Regions from separate parts of the Mus musculus genome. Here region 2 is linked to region 1. The links are chromatin contacts, found by Hi-C or POLR2A ChIA-PET in ENCODE. All regions are on one chromosome and are shown on one strand. Each heading gives the region's core, a stretch centred on a gene start or an enhancer-like site at or near the end of the contact. The rest is flanking DNA. Distances are from core to core; before and after follow the strand shown. Region 1 holds the start of Smco3 (single-pass membrane protein with coiled-coil domains 3). Region 2 holds the start of Erp27 (endoplasmic reticulum protein 27).

Region 1 (4,833 bases), core at 2,134-4,633:
GACTTCTGGTGAGCTGAGATTGCAGGCCTGCACCCCTCTGCTGGGTTTTTGCCTGGTTTATGCTGTGGGTCAAGGCCAGAACTTCATGGGTGCCAGGAAAGCCTTCCACAGCCTCAGCCCCTGGGAGACTCGCTCCTGATGCCATTTCTTTCCCAATCCCTACCACCACCAGATTATTTTCCAAGAAGTTAGAGTTAAGTTAGAGATAATTTAAAATATTCACACCAGGGCTGGCAGGAGGCCTAGTTGGTAGCAGTGTTTGCTTCACAGACCTGAAAAGCTGAGTTTGCTCCTTGGGACCCCCACTTCCATGCCTACTACAACATTCAGGAACCCTCCAACAACCACCTTACCCCTGCCCAATAAATAATTTTACAATTTAGAAAAGGAGCTAAATGTTAGGACCATTTTATACCTCTCTGGGTAAATTATTTTTTAAATTAAGGAATATACAAAAATAACACCCGTGCAATAATCCATCACCAGCCAGGCATGGTGGCATATGCCTTTGATCCTGGCACTATGGAGGAAGAGGCACCCAGATCTCTGTGAGTTCAAGGCCAGCCTGTAGTTCATAGCAAGTTCCAGGCTAGCCAAGGCAACACAATGAGAGCCTGCTTCAAAACCAAAACGTCCTCAGAATAACAATATATATTCAAGACTGTAGACAGAAATGTCAGCTGTGGAGACAGTGGACACCATAGGCGTGTAGGGCAGCTCTGATCATGTCTGGGACTCTTAACACATTAAAGGAGGAATATAGAAGAAGGGAAAGGGTGATTACTCTAAAAGTTAGGGATAGTTTCACGGTACTGTGTAGGGGATTTAGGTTTTCTGGAAGGGGTACTGATTGTCAGCTATCTATAACTATTATTATTATTATTATTATTATTATTATTATTATTATCATCATTATTGCTGCTGTTGTTGACCTGGACGGCACAGAACTCTTGTTGTAAGCCAGGCTGGCCTTAAACTCATAGAAATCTTCTCGTCTCTGCATCTCAGTGCTAGGATTAAAGGTTTGTGCTCTCCTACCTGGTCTTGTTTATCCTCTTTAAATTGTTTATTTAAATTAAAATTTACAATTTTCATTCCAAGTCATGTGCCTCAGTTGGATCTCTCATTCGTATATATCATTATGCTTTGTTCTTCCCTGTCACATTTTTTTCTGTTTTTTTTTTTTTTTTTTTTTTTTTTTTTTTTTTTTGAGACAGTCTCTCTGTGTAGCCCTGGCTGTCCTGGAATTCACTCTGTTGACCAGGCTGGCCTCGAACTTAGAAATCTGCCTGTCATTGCCTCCCAAGTGCTGGGATTAAAGGCATCTGCCACCACTGCCTGGCTGTCATTTTTCAAATACAACTTTTCAGGGGACTTCAGAGAACACAGTGCACCCTCTGCCCAGAGCTACAGGAACTTAAAGAGAGAAACTAGGATTGAGGGGACTGCAGGAAACTTCTAGAACGTGACAGGTGATTTGTGTGTTGGCCGATGCTCACATTATAATGTTAAGACATTAAAAATAGCACCTGATAAAATATCTTACATGTAACAGCATTACCATGATCTATAAACCTTTAAACAGAGGAAGAAAGACATCTGTAGTCCCACTGTCTTGAGTGTTTTTATATCTAAAATTTATCTATGTGCAAGAAAATCTTTACAACGTTGTAATAACAATAAAATTGTAGCAATAATGAGATTCTTCTTATATTAAGTCATTGACTTTCCTATACTTCTAATTTTATAAGCAGTATATTAGGTACACAAACCAGTCTAAATATCATAATTCAATATACCTCAAATTGTGTTGTATTTGTAATGTTTATATGCATAGCTTGTTTTCCTTTCCATCATCTTCATTCTTTCCTGGGAAGAAATAGGTCGAAAGGCAATAGAATAGGAGCTGTGTGACATGGACGTAAAGCCCAGCTGTGGGGGTCAGGTCTCTCAGTCCACCCTGTGACTTCTGGAAGCAAACTCAGGTTGTCAGGCTTGGCCCACACGTTTACCCCCTGAGCCATCTTGTTGACTACATATTTTATCGTCTTGACAAATATTCAAATTGCATTTCAAAAAGCTTTTCTGCTGACACCCACAGTAAATTTTTATGCCATGCTGCTGGTGTCTGTCTGCTATGGTCTTGCTGAACTTGGGGAACATAGGATGCATTTCAAAAAGAGTTGTTTTTCTAAGAATACAACTGAAGACATTTAAGATGAATTGATTAGGCTGTTGCTATTTGTATCTCAGTAAAGTGGAAGACATAGTAGATCTGAGTGACAGAATGATAGGATGAGCCTTGTTCTGATCATTTCTAAAGCTGGGCTGAAGCACGGTCCATGTAAGCCCAGTATGCCAGGGCTTCCGTGGAAGTATCGACTGAGGCTTTCACATAGTAAGTAGGTGTTACCTTACGTACATGCACACACACACACACACACACACACACACACACACACACACACACACACACACACACACACACAGGACAGTGAGCTGAGGTGTTCTCTCAGCTCATGCACTGCTGTCTCCCTCCTCGGTGTGCACTTGTGAGTGAACACAGAATACAGGCAAGGCCAGACACTTTGCAGAGGAAAGAGCAGCTGCTCTCTAGCCCGAGCTTCACTTAGTTCAATCAAAGACATGCTGCTCAGTGTTTAGTGAATCCTGATGCAATGGTCCTTTTTCTGATACAAATTCCTCTAAATTTCCTCTAATATTTTGAGCAGAATGACTTCATAATTCTGAGCAGAATGAAGCCTGTCACAGTTACCCATCAGCATTTATCACAGGATTCTGTTGTGCACTTGAGACATTTCTCAGAAAAACATTGTGTTTCCCCCCACAAAGGCTGCTTAGAGGCACAGACTGTGTCAAAGTATGAGTAACTTCATCGTGTACAGGCAAGTGCTGTTCATTGGCTCAAGTAAGAGCCATCTTTATTCATTCATGACAATTTATGTGTGTCCCTCATGACACTGAAGATACAGAGCATCTTCCAGACACGCATTGCACTTTCCCACATGTAGCATGGCTCCATCTCCAGCCTTCCTAACATTCATGTGTTCATTGCCTCTCTCCCTCAGTGACTTAGTTTTACAGCTCTCAATAGAGTTCTTCCTTCCCTGCTGCCTTCAAGGAGGGAATCTCCAAAGCATGCCCTGAGAGCCCCTCGGACAAAGCTGACACGGTCTATGGCCACTCACAACTGGCATTATCCCAAAGCCTGTAATTAAGGCTTGTTCTTCAGAGTATTCTAGTGCTCACTGAGTCTCCACATCACTTACCTTTCTGGGTTTCCCAAGTGTGTGTGCTCTCCGTGTCTCAGCAGTGTTGTCGAAGGGTTATCCCGTGGGCTCATCTGGAAGCTTCTGGTGGAATGTGATGAGCCAGGAGATTTTCTGCTCTCTGCTGGGTCCCACTGCCCATCTGGTTCACAGCCATTTCTGCCTGGCTCAGTTTTCACAATACTTCTGTTTCCTATAATCATATGTTTCTGTTGCTATAATCATAAGCAATATTAACTTAGTCATTATAAAACTCTCCAAAATGGTTTTGTATTTTCTTTTCTTTAGCTGAACAAATCCGGCTCAGTATCATTGATGACTCTTCAGTTGGGGACAGTTCCTTCTGGCTCAGTGTCAGTGATGACTTCAGCTGGGGACAGTTCCTTCTGCTCCTTCTGCATTGTGGCCTCTATCTGCTGCTGGTTTTGTTCAGTTCTCAGGAAATACAAAACCCATATGGCCAAAATGTAAGCAGCAGCTCCCCTCCCAGGCTAGGTGTGCTGCTCCTTATCACTGCATCATCTTAACAGGGGAACCAGTCCGGAGGACGCTGTGCCTGATGTCCGTTCCCTCCCTCCTCTCCCTCCCCACCCCATGCACTTCTCCTTGTTCTTTCTGGAAATCATGCTTCTTTCTCTTTAGCTGTAATTGTTTTACACACACACACTCCTACATATATAAATATAGCCTGTTCATTTCATAGTTTTGCTTGTATAGATATGGTTTCTGAGCCATAGTGGGGATTGGATATCCCATAGGCTGTTCATCAGCCTCGCCTCCCTGGGAAGTCTCTCTCCCCATCTCAGCTCTCAGCATTCCTTTGTTGTCTGGCTATTCCTAAAGCCTCTGAGACTTCCCTCTTCTATGTAAATGATGCATGTCTAAAAATATATTTGTGCAATTATATGTGTATTTATTTATGTGTGAGCCTAAGTGTAGGTGAATACCACATGTACGGAAGCCTGCAGAGGTCAGAACAGGGCACTGGATCCCCTGCTAATGGGGGTACAGACAATTGTGAACTGCTGTGTGGGTGCTTGTAACTGAAACAAGGCCATCCAGAAGAGCATTCAGGGATCTGAACCCCTGAGCAATCTCTCCAGCCCGGCATGTCTATTGATGCTGTATTTGTAAGTTACAACTGAAGATGGGTATTTATCCTTATACTCCTTTAGATCTCAGGCTCAAGGAAAAGTCTTAGTACCCAAGGGACTACTGTAGTAGAAAGTATTGCCCATCTCTGGGATGCTTTGAGGACACTAGGGTGTGACAAAGCAGAAGAAATCACTGCAGAGATAAGAATGTATGGAACCGGTTTGTGCAGAAGGTCTGAGAGGGAGTGACATCCCACCCCCACAGAGGCAGGTTGTCCTTGTTCCTTAGCAAGGTCTCTGGCATTTAGACCCTGGACAGTATTCAGCTTGAACCCTGTCCCAGGCTTTTTGGTATCTGGACTCCACACTCCAAATCCCCATTCACAGAAGGGATGGGCTTTGTAGGGCAGGTGAGATAAACATTCAGGCATTGGGAGCCCGTGTGTCAC
Region 2 (4,324 bases), core at 1,652-4,151, 87 kb after region 1:
CGGCGCTGCGTAGGTGGGGCACACCTGTAATCTCAGTAATTTAGGAAGTGGAGGATAAGAAGTTTAAGGTAATCTTCATCTATGAATCGAGTAGCCATCCTGAGCTACATCAAACCTCATTATATATGTGTATATATATATGCACATGTATGTATGATATATATCATAAAACTCCTGGTCTCTGTCTGTCTATCTGTCTGTCACACCATCCCTGGTGTGTGTGTGTGTGTGTGTGTGTGTGTGTGTGTGTGTGTGTGTATGTGTGTGCACTTCCCTATTTAACATGACCTTGGAGATAATACGGTCAGACCTTTTATTCTATAGCTATAAGAAGCTAATACACACTAAACAGCTGACCCACTCCGTTTCTCTGGCAAGGGACCAAGCAGCACCTTTACTGCCCCATCTTGGCTCTCAGTTCCTGTTCTCTGCAAGCCGCATCCCCACCTGCTTTGCCAGCCTGAACTGAGTCACTCTCCTGGTCAACAATGTCCCTGAACTTGGCACCAACGTTAGTGTCAAAGACAAAGAGTTCTTTCCCATCTCACAAGGGAAAACTAGAGGAAGGCTGGAGCTGCCAGCCCGTCTTACCAGTCGAAAGAGGCAGATGCTGTTGCTGGTGACATTGTAATGGGTCAGGACCTCAGAATGGTTGCTGATTCCAAACGATACATCTTGGAACTGTCGTGCCATGCTCCGGAACACAGACACGATCGGTATTTCTAAATCCTAAAGACAAAACAAAGCAAACAAGTGAAGAGACATAGAAGGAAGAAAGATATGCTCATGCCAGACGTTATCCTTACACATGCAGGCTATACTTGCAGTGTCATTTTTGAGTGTCCCAGGCTCTGTGAGAATATTGGTTATTATCAAAATTGTGTGGGCTAGTCGTACAGCCTGAATTCTACCTGTAGCTGAGGGATGCCTTGGTGTCCAGAGGTCTGTGAAGATGGACGATATAGCCATTCAAGCACCCAGAGAAGCAAATGTTTTGGGAACAATTTGTGGAGGAACAGGAAGATGTAACATAAAGGAGCAGGGGCTTAGCATGGTCCTCAGGAGATGTGCAGGAGCTGAGGTCATGTCCCCCCCTTCCAGGGATCCTTTCAGGCTTGCGCATGAGGGTACTTAATGGCCTGTGCACCTGTTGTACCCCAGGCCCGCAGTTAGGAAGCTGGGAGTCCAGTCATTAGTGATGGCCTCTCTCCTCCCACGGACACTACCACTGTAGTCCTTGCTGTGTCAGGACGGCTGTCCACAGAAGCTCCAGGAAGTACACAAGAGTAAACCTACATCTCACTGAGCTAAAGGCCATGTGAAAGGAGAAGGGACGGTTGCTACTCTCGAGTCTGGGATCACAAGACAGAACTGGAGACTCGCTCTTTTGAAAGGAAGAGGGCATTCACTTAGAAGCTGTGGACATTTGTTGGAGGGCTCCCTGGTTTGTAATCTGGGCTTTGGAATTGAATTGCTCAAGGACCCGATGGCTCCATCTGGTGGTCTCTTGTGTTACTACACCCTTCTCATTCTTTGCTCTTTCCTTTCTGAAACTCAGTCCCTTAGCACCAAAACCGGACTCCTGCTGGCACCCCATCTCAGCCATTTCCAGCTGTGTACACGGAATGGACAGGGTGACTGTGGGTTGGAATCAAGGGATGGAAGTAGACAAGAATGTCTGAAGAACGGCTGGATTAGCTGTGAGGATTGCCATCTGCTATTAGCAGAGCGAGAGGGAAAGGCTGGGATGAGACCCTCTTGTGTGTGACTGTCTACGTGTTAGCCTACAGCCAATGAGGAAGCTGTCAGTTATCCTGTCACCTTCTTCAGTATTCGGAGAAGGCGAGAAAGACGAGTGAAGGCCTCCCTATTTTTTTTTTTTTTTTAGCACATCCTGTGAAAAGTGTTTCCAGGTTTTATTGGTTTGGCCTGAGTGTGTGGCATAGTCCTTTTAGACCACTACTCAGGAGGCTGAGGCAGGAGGATTGTCCATGTGAGAGAAGCACAGGCTACACTGCAAGTTCTAGGCTGGCCTTAGTTTTGAGACCCTATCTTGAATAATAAATTAATGAATAAACGAATAAAATTTAAAAGTGCCTCTACTTTCCCTTCCGCCTGTGAGCAGGGTTCTATGGGTCCAGACTCAGGGAGTTTAGGGCATTTAGGACAACGATGAGATTTGACTGACTCCCTGCTGACACCTGCTTTCTTTCAAAGTGTCCACAGGTAAGGAGATTCAGCCATGAGACTCAGAGACCCTGAAGCAAGCGAGTGAAAGACCTCATGCGGAGGGCAGACAGCTTTGAAACAAAAGAACCTTGGATGATAATCTGAAAGCAGAGTGTGTGCCCTCTCACTCCCAAATGTCACTAGCCCAACAGGCCCCTGGATTGACTACCTTAAAGCCAAGATGCCCGATTATGGGTATGCAGGTGGGGTGTATCACAAACCTGGAAGAAGCCTATGACTGCCACTTCAGCAGCAGCGATGAGTTCCACGGTGGCTGGGACGTCTGTGAGCCATATGGGTTCCTGGGTAGTGCTGAGACCATCTGCAGTGAGAGGAGAGGAAGTGTGGGCAATATGCATCTTAACCCAGAAGCGTCTGGAAAATTTCTAGTTTGGAATGAAAGCACGCATGGTATTTTCTCGAGTCCCTGTCCCTGTCTTTTCCTCATGGCAGCTTCACTGTGGCCACACCACTGCCCCACCCCCACCCCTTTTTTCTTTTTCTATTTTTCTTTCTTTTACCCGTGGCTTCTTCCACATCTGCTGTAACCTCTGGAACCAGCCCACACACGAGGACAAACGAGAGGATTAGGCATCTAGACCTGGTGATTTTCATTGTTGCTCTCTGGTGCCCACTGTAGATGTTGAGAGTGGGTGCCAATCCAGGACAGGCTGGTGAACTGAAGTGGTTGTGTGTTATAAGAGCTCTGGGAACCTTGCAGCTGACTCCAGGGGGGAACTTTCACCTTCTGTGATAAGTGGCTCACAGTGGAAGAGCTCTGGAACATATCCAGCCAGAAGGAAGTCGGGTCCGTTCATTTAAATAATAAAAAAAAATATGTAGGTACTCTATGCGGCTTATTGATTTAAGCAGTCTATAAATATGGCTGTGAGCTGACCCAGTGCCTCTCAGCTTACGTTTGTTTTTGTTTGTTTGTTTGATTGGTTGGTTTTGGTTTTTTGAGACAGGGTTTCTCTGTGTAGCCCTGGCTGTCCTGGAATTCACTCTGTAGACCAGGCTGTCCTCAAACTCAGAAATCTGCCTGCCTCTGTCTCCCAAGTGCTGGGATTAAAGGCGTGCGCCACCACTGCCCAGCTCAGCTTACATTCTTGATGGGAGAGGTGAACACAAAAATCCATGATTTAAACATGTATCAGAGAGTGGTAAAACACAGAAAAATTCATAGGCTGCTGTGAGAGACACGGGGAACTCTTAGGGCCATGTGGGATTTGATGGAGGATGTCTGCCTCGAAGTCGCTACAGACAGAGGCCTGGGCGAATAGGCTCTGGGCATCAAAATGTGGAACGGACTTGTGTTGCTTTTCCCTGCTGTGAGAAAATATTTTAAGTGACCAGAGCAACCTAAAGAAGGTGGGGTTTATTTTGGTTCCCAGTTTGAGGGTGCAGTCAATCACAGCAAGGAAGGCACCCGGCAGGGAGGAAGGCACCCTGCAGGAGATCGAGACGGCTGGTCACACTATACCCACAGTTAGGAATGATGATGAGGGATGGTGGTGTTCAGCCTGCTTTCTCCATTGTAATATGTCCCGGCACGGAAGGACACCACCCATAGGTAGGGTGAGTCTTCCCACCTCCATGAACCTAATTTAGAAACTCCCTCACAAGCAGGCCTCGGGGGCTCTTCTCCTAGGTGGCTCTAGAGTCTGTCAAGCTGATGATCACTATTAACCAATCACAAGGGATTTAACGGGGAAGAGCCAAAAATCTAGAGGTGAAAACAGAATGTGAAAGAACTTTAGTCACTGAGAATCATGGGAAGGAAGAGAGTGATCCGTGTGGAGACCATCTTGCGATAGGCCTTTATGTGACGTAATACAATGAAGTAGCGTTGACGCTTCCACTTCTTCATCAGTAGATGTTGGGAGCCCACGAAGCAGGAGACAGCCTGATTTGACCCACGAGTCAAGGCTAAGAAGAGGTTTCTACAGGCAGTGGGGTGTTCATCTCAATCTTAGATGAGGCCATTCTAAGAAAATATTACACAATCAATGAGATTTAGAATGTTCATCCTCTGTATTATTAACATTCACTGACCATTATATTGTGACAACCCGTTGGCAAAGACATACATATC

The links. Hi-C counts contacts between places; a loop is a spot of excess contacts on that map. ChIA-PET counts read pairs that join two places held with the same protein, here RNA polymerase II (POLR2A).
Region 2: a loop to region 1 is called in a map of T-helper 17 cell, with 2.8 times the contacts of the local background. The contact joins the promoter of Erp27 here to the promoter of Smco3 in region 1. A Hi-C loop is called at or near these places in 3 of 37 maps with a recorded cell type or tissue (T-helper 1 cell, T-helper 17 cell and regulatory T cell). POLR2A ChIA-PET finds 5 or more read pairs at or near these places in 2 of 5 experiments (both embryonic stem cell).

Annotation. Positions count from the first base shown.
Region 1 is chr6:136,832,067-136,836,899 of GRCm38, forward strand. It overlaps Smco3 (single-pass membrane protein with coiled-coil domains 3), which reads right to left and starts at 3,384. Exons shown (of 2, transcript NM_001039558.2): 1 at 3,291-3,384. The region is part of intron 2 of BC049715 (cDNA sequence BC049715); the gene reads left to right.
Region 2 is chr6:136,919,279-136,923,602 of GRCm38, forward strand. It overlaps Erp27 (endoplasmic reticulum protein 27), which reads right to left and starts at 2,902. Exons shown (of 7, transcript NM_026983.2): 1 at 2,751-2,902; 2 at 2,451-2,551; 3 at 592-729. The coding sequence starts at 2,844.